Linked DNA regions of Homo sapiens: region 1 is linked to region 2. A link is a loop called in an ENCODE intact Hi-C map of the cell type or tissue named here. Cell type or tissue: IMR-90. All regions are shown on one strand.

What was found. A loop is a pair of places that touch in the nucleus more often than their neighbours do. Peaks named below come from ENCODE experiments on the same cell type or tissue, not always from the same donor. Only the 100,000 strongest peaks of a DNase experiment are listed, where the experiment ranks them.
Region 1: a loop joins it to region 2, with 2.3 times the contacts of the local background. A loop is called at or near these places in 1 of 110 quality-filtered maps.

What each region holds. Positions count from the first base shown.
Region 1 is chr7:80,824,226-80,829,225 of GRCh38, forward strand. It overlaps SEMA3C (semaphorin 3C), which reads right to left. Exons shown (of 18, transcript NM_006379.5): 3 at 4,360-4,520; 4 at 3,200-3,262. Among named protein-coding and RNA genes, the nearest start is that of SEMA3C, 92 kb to the right of the region's middle. In IMR-90, no CTCF peak of the experiment used is centred here; a DNase peak (open chromatin) is centred at 2,846.
Region 2 is chr7:81,109,169-81,114,168 of GRCh38, forward strand. No RefSeq gene overlaps it. Among named protein-coding and RNA genes, the nearest start is that of SEMA3C, 190 kb to the left of the region's middle. In IMR-90, no CTCF peak of the experiment used is centred here; DNase peaks (open chromatin) are centred at 2,373 and 2,833.

The DNA of each region.
Region 1 (5,000 bases), 280 kb before region 2:
ATTAACAGAGCTAAAAGCAGAAAGTTTTAGCTTAATGAAAATATACTTCTAAAATATATATATAATAAATGCACTACAAACATAATTAATCTAAAAGCATTAATAAACTCATCATCTACTGTGTCCTACCCGCAAGCCCTGACAATCAGTTGGAACGAGTTCACGTGCTTGTATGCACTGTGACCTGAAGGGGTGAGTAGATATTTCCCAGGCTGAAAACACCGGAAGATAATTGAAGGAAAAGAGAATCAATTGCATGCAGCACATACCAAAGGCTGGAAGAGAGAGAGGGTACAACTTTTTCGAATTTCAGTATCATTGAAATAAAAGGTTAACAGAAGTTCTAATATGATTACTACAAAATCTATCAAACCTTTCTTAAATAACCCAGCTGTGCTTTGTGTGTGTCCCTTAGCATTTATCATTTTCTCTCTGGAGGGATAGCATGTTTTAGTGGCTAAGGGTACAGAATCCAGAGCTGTATGTGACTTAATCAGACAAAGACCATCCCACTTCACAGCAGCACAGCTTAAGTTTCTCACTTTCTTAGTAATGCAGTTATTTTATCTTAGAAATACAGGTGGTGACAATAATGTCCACCTTGCAGTATTGTTATGAGGATTAAAATAAAGCACTTAGAACAGGACCTGGCGTGTTCCATTAAATGTTGGGTATTTTTTCTGAATATCAGTGTATATATGTCTCACCATATCTAGCACATTGTAAAGACTTAAATGTAAGGACTCCATCTAATTCACCTCCAGTTTCTTCACAACAACTAATTTGTGCAAATTGAAAGAATTCCTGTATTTTAAAAATATTAGGTTATTAGATAGTATTTATTCCAACTTTTAAGAAGTTCTTAAGTATGTCGTTTCATTGAGAAATGTAAGAAGGATAGGTTGTTCTGTACAACTTTCAAAGATCTATTTCACATTATTTTTCTGCTACAGGACTTTTTTTTCCCATAGCCTAAGTAAAGGACACTTCTATAAGTATTTCACATGTATGAAATGGGATGGATTTGTCAGACATTCTTTTCTTGCACAGACCAAACATGTATTTTTTGATTAGTATTTCCCAGCACTCAACAATGTTGTATGGACAAACAAAACCTGTCCAGCCGAGTCCTAAAAATACATAGGAAAGAGCACTCCATTAGATATTTCCCTTGTGTATAACTGGCCATATAGTAGAATTTAAAATATCCACAAATTACAGCATGACAAAACTATGGGAAAATGTCAGCATGTATTGAAGATTTTTATCTAATAACGTTTAATTGTCAGAAAGCAAAACAAAAACCCCAGAGGGTTTCTACTTTGACAAAGGAAGTAAGAAACCAAATGACTTGTCTAAGATTCTTCAGAAACTCGGCAGCAATTTTTGGAAATAGAATGTACAAAGGTACCTAAATTCTGCACATTCTGCCTATGGCAGTTCATATGAATGAGAAATGCAAATCCTTTTGAACAAAGGACAATGCAATTCAGTATAGCCACGGGATATTATTGTGGCAAAAGGCAAGGCATGATCAGACACACATCAATGGGAAAAAAATCTCATTAGAGAATAAAAGAAAACAGTTTAATTCATCCACAATTATTAAAATAATAAGGAACAAAACATCATTCTCTGCAACATTATACTTCATTCTACCATTGGTTTCCTGGAATGTCATTGTAATGTATTTGTTTAAGTGTTTCTTCTACATTTTTCTGGATTTTTTCCCCCAAGATTGTGGTCTAACAGATCCCTTGGATAGCAAATATGCCCCTGCAAATTTCTCCTGCCCACTTTTAAATTTTTTTATTGGATAAATCACTCCAAGAACCCTCTAGCAAGGCCAGAGATCCTACCCTCCAGAGTCTTCCATGGCCCTGCCTTGAGCCAAAAACTTTTGCAACTTTACACCTGGGGCTGTTAGGAGTCAATGAAAATAAATGTTTCATTTCCTCAATCCCATATTTCCACTTTCCACAGGATTAGTATTTTTCCCATGTTCGGTCTTGTCTGATCCATCTCTACTTCCAAGACTCAGGGCAGTCTTCACTCCTGAAATCAGCATCTCTTGACCCTACCACAAAATAAATGCTTAGACAACATTTTTTAACACTAAGGTGGTCTATTACTTGTTATGACCTGAGACCTGAATGTATGTGTACGTGTTGACTCGTCTGTCCACCCAATTACCATATTTCCAGCTTATTTCTAAATTAGTTTGTATATCTATGCTCATTTGATTATGGCAGACTTTTCTAACAAGGTAATAAAGTTGACTGGAGTCAGAACTGTTTCTGTCTTTGCACCAATTATGTCTTTGGCAACCAGCTCCATGCTAGATATATAACAGGTGCTGAATCAGTATTTATTGAGCAAATAATGGAAGGAATGAATGAAGAAAGGAACCTCTTTACCAAACTATTTTTGAAAGACAGGGTGATTTTGATGCTTGGCTGTATTACATTTTCATTATTTGAGGCAAAATGGTGAGATGACTTATGTGCTCCATTATAAACATTAAATGACGTGTACACATTAAAGATCTGCTCCACGTATTTGTTTTAGAATATTCAAGAATGGCAATGTATTACTTTCAGCAAGTCATTTGTAGAAATCAATATAGATTTCTTCCTTGATTATTTTGAATCTCACCTAGAGGAATACAATTTGCACAGGTATTGCATACTGAACATATATTGATACTTATATCTGCCTCTATTGCTGTTTCTGTGGCTATTTTTAATTAACAAAGGTACCATTTATCACTGGTGATTTGTATTTATGGAATTTGCTGGCTAACCACTACCCTTTTGCCAAGAATCTTTGTTTGGAAAAGCCCACAGGGTATCTGGGAGCTGCTCCAGACACTTGCATTATCATCGTTTCAGGAGCCTGCTGAGAATTCTGCAGGTTGAATCCACTAGGAACAGAGGTTATTAATGAAATCCATCATGAAATGTATCTGAATGAAATAATGAAAGCAAGGCAAGCAATTTTTACCCAGTTAGGAATTCTGAAGTTACAGAGAGCCCAAGAGTTCCAGTCTCCTCAAGGTTTAGGTTTTTAGCCTGTGTCCAGCAAAAATTTAAAACACCACCATCCTTGTCTCATTTTTGGCTTCCCTCAAAGTACATGGATTCGAAAACCAAATATTTAAGTTAGTGTTTTTTTTTTTTTTTTTTTTTTTAACACTTACTGTGGGATCTTTGCCAGCCATTTTGCATTCTTCAACTTTGATTGTAGATGCTGGCCAGAAAACCTGCTCAGAAAGAAAAATAAAGGTTGCATAATCTCACCTGGACATATGACAGCCCAGTGCTCTTCATTTACTTTTTGTTAACAGATTTATTTAAGGTGATCTTACACTAAGACTTTAAAATTCTTTCTTTTTTATCAATTCATTAATAAAGATTCTATTATTTTAACAATTACAATTATTTTTATTTCTTCCAACAGTGTTTCCTTTCACAAATGCTTTTCAATAACATATGTTCATTTACTAATTGTATATTAAAATAAGATCATTATTAACATAAATGTGAACAATACAATTTTTCACTCCTTTTGACATAGTACACTTTTCCCAACTGCTTATATGACAATAAATCTACACTTACATATCTTTCTCAGTTAGTATTATTTTTGGTAAATCACACAACCAGGCTAGTAGATTTACATAAGATGGGCCCCTGGGTACTTCAATAGCTAAAATAACTTGGATGAAAACCAAGAGATTCCCTCTCTCTGAAATACTGTGCTAGTACTCTAAGTAGTTGCAGCCTTGGGTCCAGTTTGGCAATAATCATTAATTTTTTTTAGTTGTCAGTCCATTGCCTGTGTTAACACTTCTGCAAATGCAGAAGTCTCCTTGTTGTAATAAATTTATAATTAATCTACATGTATTTTTTTCACTACAGTGAAGCTCAATTTTATTTCCTTGTGAAATGGAATGATAAATATAGGCCATACTGGATCAAGTAACAGCGTATTTAATAGCTGTTTTCCTTTCAGGCCCTTCACTGGTTACACAGAGATGACAAAGTAGATCTTCCTTTTCTCTGACCATTTCTTTCATGCACTACCCTATAATCCCTTTTTTCTTTATATATTTATACACAGGTAGTATTTTTTCAGTTAGCTCCAGGTTTTGAATTGTTAAAAACTATGGAACTAGACGATGAGAACTGAACTTAATACCTTTTCAGTCCATGAAATAAGTACTAACTTTCATAGTAACATGGGACCAGTATTTTCTATTGTTCTAATAAAATGCATATTATTTTTTACTTATTTATTTTTTTTAAAAAAGAGACATTGAAAAGGTGGACACTGTCCTCGTGAAAGTGATAAACTTACACTCAAAGCTTCTTGACTTATATTGTTAATATTCAGGGAAAGAATGTGATCTTTGCTTCCCACATATATCCGGTCCTGATCTTCATCCATTAATAAAATCCTGTAGTCTAAAGGATGGTGGGAAAGGCTGAAGTATTCAGAGGTCTTGGTTTCTCGAAGTTCTGAAAGAGTGAACAGCACAAGTGTAGATACAGTATCCTGGTTCTATAATTCTATTATTTTAATAAAAACTATTATGCAAATATTCCAAAAAATGTCAAGGTACATTTTCTTCTACAGTAAGAAATTAATTTTAAAATAGAGTTATGGGCTAGTTCCCTGTAATCTCAGCACTTTGGGAGGCAAAGGTATGATGGTCACCTGAAGCCAGGGGTTCAAGGCCAGCCTGAGCAACATAGTGAGACCTTGTCTCAACAAAAATTGTTTTAGAAAATTAACTGGGCATGGTGGTATGTGTCTTTAGTCCCAGATACTTTGGAGGCTGAGGTGGGAGGATCTCTTGAGCCTAGGAAATTGAGGTTACAGTGAGCTATGATCATGCTACTGCACGCCAGCTCTGGCAACAGAACGAGACACTGCCTCAAAAAAAAAAGTTATGTTAATGGGCATTTTAATTTATATTTGTACTGAAGTAAAACATA
Region 2 (5,000 bases):
ATTCAAATTCAGAACCTCTGTTCCCTGTCAAATTCTCAAGTAATGCCTACATTATTAGTTTTGAAACTCAGATGAATGTCTTTTAAAACATACTAGAAATTCTGCTAGTGACACGAGGAACCAGATGGAGGAGGAGAAGGAGAAGAGCAGGGGAAGGAAGAGGAGGAAGAAAAGGAAAAAGAGAAGAAGAAAAGCTCTACAAATTCCCTTTCTTTTTTTTTTTTTCCAGAGCTGGATTTAGATATTGAGTTATAAAACACTTTAGATCCACAGACTTCTGACATCAAATTTCTGATAGTTCTACTTATCTGTCTGTACAATATTTAAACCTCTCCTTAAATTCCTATTTTCCCCTTTTATTTCCTCAAATTTCCTTGAGAAATAAAATAATCCTTTCATTTTATTCTGTTTTTTAAAAAAAACAAATAAAAGATATAGATATTTTTGCTGTACATCTGATTTTTTGACACATTCATATAATTTGCAGGAATCAAATCAGGGTAATTAGGATATTCATCGCCTTTAACGTTTATCTTTTCTTTTTGCTGGCAACAGTCCAATAATTCTCTACTAAATATTTTGAAATATACAATAGATTTTTGTAAACTGTAGGCACTCTACTGATTTATCAAACACTAAATCTTATTCATTCTATCTACCTGTGTTTTTGTACCCATTAATCAATCTTTCTATAGTCCCTCCAACCCCCCACAATTCCAAGCCTTTGGTAATCACCAAACTACTCTCTATCTTTATGAGATCCACTTTCTTGGTTTCCATATGTGAGTGAGAACATGAAATATTTGTCTTTCTGTTTCTGGCTTATTCAATTAACATAATGACTTTTGTAATCCCTCCATTTCTAAATTCCTATCCTTTACAATGGTATCATAGTTCAGGTTTTCACACTTCCCATTTGGAATTATCCAGTTTTCTTTTCCAATTTACTAGGCATGCAGTTCTTAGTTCCAGTGATTTTTCAACACAAATATTAGAATAAATATAAAAATACGATTCCAAATTTGCTTTTGTTTTAGTCTCAACAGATTTGGGGAAAGTATTTATTTTAAATAACAAGAAACATAGTTTTAAAAATCAAACATGACATTTCTAATTGAGGAGGAGGAGTCTAAAGGCAGCAATCTGAGTTTGACCTATTTCTGTTTTAATAGGAGATATGTACTGACATGTTAAAAATTTGTCTATAGATACAACTCCTTAAATAAAAACAAGACCACCATAAATTTACAATATTATTTTATGTCATAAATGCTGACTAATTTCTGCCAAATATATTTTGTATTAATTTTGAGACAACCAAAAATTGTTTGCTTAAAAATTCCTTTTACAAAAGAGCAGATCAAAGAGCTTTTCTTACTTACTATTGAATTATTTTGATCAATATTTGTGTAAATGTAGTACTATCTGATTCTCTCTCCATAGTGGTGAGAAATAGTCATGTTCAAATAAGTCAGTATTATTCACAGGTTTAGCAGAGGTACATGGCTATAGCAATTGTGTGTGATAGGATATGCCAATTAATTTGGTAACTGTGGTCACTGGGCGTGACAGTTTAGATTGGGAAAGTTTATTTGCCTTGGATGACAAAAAAAAAAAAAAAAAGAGAGAGAAACAAAAAAAGAAAAGAAAGAAAGTGATCCTGAAAGTGATCCAGAGCTACTTGAGAATGAGGAGAATCAATAAAAGGGAAAACCATCAACAACATAAATTACACTTTTCTTAAGTGCTTGCTTTTCAGGTGCAATTCCAATAATGGCAGCAAATGACTTGCCAATATTACTGTGAAAGAACAGGGTCAACGGTCACTCTACTATTTATCCTCAATCTCTATCTGCCATAAAGAAAAGACTGCTCTTTTAGAACCCAGGGTTTAAAACTATGTCCCTCAATATTGCTAGGTATTCTCACTTTGGTTTTTTTTCTCTAAAAATATGGACAAAATATATATCTGAGAAAAACTGCCTGGGGGTTAGTGTGAATTCATAGGGATGTCTTTGAAGACATAGCACTATTTGGAGACCATCAAATGTATAAACCAGCAGCAGAGGTTTAAAAAAATGGATTTACAGTATTGTAAATTGCTGAATTACTTTAAATATGCTTGAGATAGTTCAACAAATTTTACTTACAGTTATAGGATGGGGAGTTGTGAAAGAGTTGATATATCACCATAAATAATATATAAATAATACACATTCTGCTCTTAAGGGTCTAATAGTCCAGTAAAAGAGAAAGTACCTACATTACTAAATATAATGCAAGTTTGTTGTGTTCAATTATTGTGGTCAAGCCGATAAGTCCAGTGGAGTGGAGGAGAAGGATTCCTAGGTGATGAGACATTTGTCTTGCAGTGATTGCATTTCATCAAGGCTGTGTGTGTGTGTGTGTGTGTGTGTGTGTGTGTGTAGCAGTAAGACATAATAAATTGAAAACTCAGAGAAGATGGTGAAAATAGATTTGAAGTATGATCTCCCATAGTCAGAAAGGCCCATTTAAAGGATACTACAAATGAAATTATGAGAGTCCAATTGATGTATTTTCTAATTATGAGAGCAAGGTCCTTTTAAGTTATATAAGGTAAATGGAAATGTAACTTTAGGGTTTCAAGGGGTTTGAATTCTGTGTCTTGTTGTAGCATACTCTCCACTATTCTGTATTCCCCAGCCTGCTGTGATTTCACAGATCTTAAAGGCAAATATCACAGTTACATTGTTCTCCTTCTTGTAAACTCTGTGAACCACACAGCAATGCATATTTATCCTTGTCTGTTTCCTGCCACACAGGCCTGCTCTGTTCTCTTTCCTCTCCCCCCACCACTGACATCCAGATGCACAGGGGCACACGCACGCACCCACGCTCAAGAAAGATTTATGTTTCTGCTTGATGACTACCTATTAAATACAGCCTTTGGCTAGATGAAGATCACTAAAACATACACAGAGTAGAAAACATTTATATAAAGAGAAGCAACGTCAAGTTCAGAAAGTTAATGCTAGAAGCTAGCCATCCGAATAGGATTAGCTTAGTTTCAGTGGATATTTTTCATTCAGATATTAAACTCTCTTTCCCCCTGTGAAGATTATTATTTTGCACTCCAAACATCTAGAGCTAACTGAACAAAATAAGCTACTTGTCTAGACGTTGCCTAATAGACCACGGGGAAAGGGGAGCGAAAACGGAGAAGGTTTGCAGCAGCAGAAATATCTGGACAATCAGTTAAATACTTATATGATGAAACGTTTTCAGAAAAAAGAAAAGTATTGATTACACTCAACATGTACTTTCTGTGGAGGATTATTTGACTAGTTTATATTCAAAATAAAGCACACGACAATTTAAAACTTGTTTATTTATAAAAATGATGCATTCCTAATTTTGGAGAGACTTGAGTAATTTAGGTATAATTATGGTAAGCAGTGGACACACAATAAAGTGAATTTACAGAAAAGAAAAAAATATGCTGCTTAACTCTGCTATTATATTTGCACCCTAAGTAGAATAGACTAGAATTTGCAGGAAACACAGAGGTTCACTAAAACTAATTCCATTTCCTATCAATGTTGTTCCAAAAATCTTCAAGTGGTCAGAAAGATTTCAGAAATATAGTAGAACTTGTATGTACACCTCATTGAATTTTAATTCCTATCACAAGTCCCACCCTTACAGTATCCCTGCCCTTTACAAAGATAACAATAACTACTTTCTTATTCTGTGCATTTTCCAACACTCTTTTGTCATTTGTAAGACAGAAGAGTCTTTTATCATATACAAGACTGGAAGAGTCTTTTATGTTAATTAATGCCTGAGTAGGAATAGCGTCACCTCCTTTACTTCAAAACAGGAGAATTATCTGGTAGATGAACTGGAGAACTTTTATTGTGGAAAACTGCAGTAAAAAGTGAGGTGTGGTAGTGCCAGAAACAGAGACCCCATATCTAAAATACATAGTAAGTTTCAGAGAATATATCTTAAAATGAGAGGGAAAGAAGAGTGAGACAAGAAAGAGTGGCTGGGGATAGGGGAGCTTGGAGTGTGGATGAAGAATTAATTGGGAGATGATGGAAGTTGTATCTCTCTCTATCCTCTCTCTCTGCTTCTCATCCTGTGTGTGTGTGTGTGTATGTGTGTGTAAGAAAGAGAAAATAGGCTTTTTAAAAATGTTGCTGTGCTAATATCCTTATTTTGCATTTTCAAGAAACGTCACAAAGCTTTTAGGCCTTTGACTACTATATCATAATGAAACAGAATTTTAGGTAACTTGACTTTATGTTGGCTACATCTGTAAATGCCATATTTAGGTGTATTAAAGAATATTTTTAAAAGATAAAATCACCAGGCATACAGATATGAAATAAACATGTGCCAAATATTTTATTTAACTCATTAATTAATAAGGGATTCAGTAAGATGTTACAACATAGGTAAATCAGGAATGACAAAAAGAATTTAAAAATAGATGTAAAACTGGCTTTTTTTTTTCCACAAAGAGATGGGGAATTAATTGATTGTCTCTTCACTGGAGAGAATTCATTTTAATAATATGCAGCGCTCTCAGCTGATGGAGACAGCCTGGAGGTGTAAGCTAGTCAGGACAGTAATACTTTTTGCCCATTTCAAAGTCTTTTACGATTTTTTCCTGGCAGCATGTACTGGTTTCATACTGGTTTTAAAATTAGAATTTAGCAACTTCTTTTTTAAAATGCCATAAACATATAAACTGAGTAGAAAATGAGAACAAAGCCAAAATATTAGTGATTCAACTCGTTTTTTTCAGTGTTTAGAAGGGTTGCTTGGTATCATCATATCCTCAGACTTTTCTAGTTATCTAATTTTCCATCTGAATAAATGCTTTTTAATTGCTATATTGGAACCACACACTGCCAAATCTTTCACTTCTGATTCCTACCACATCCACACTCTTCTTCTTCCTAAAAGAGACCTGAAATGCCCTGTGCATGATCTGTTGTTCCTCTCCCACT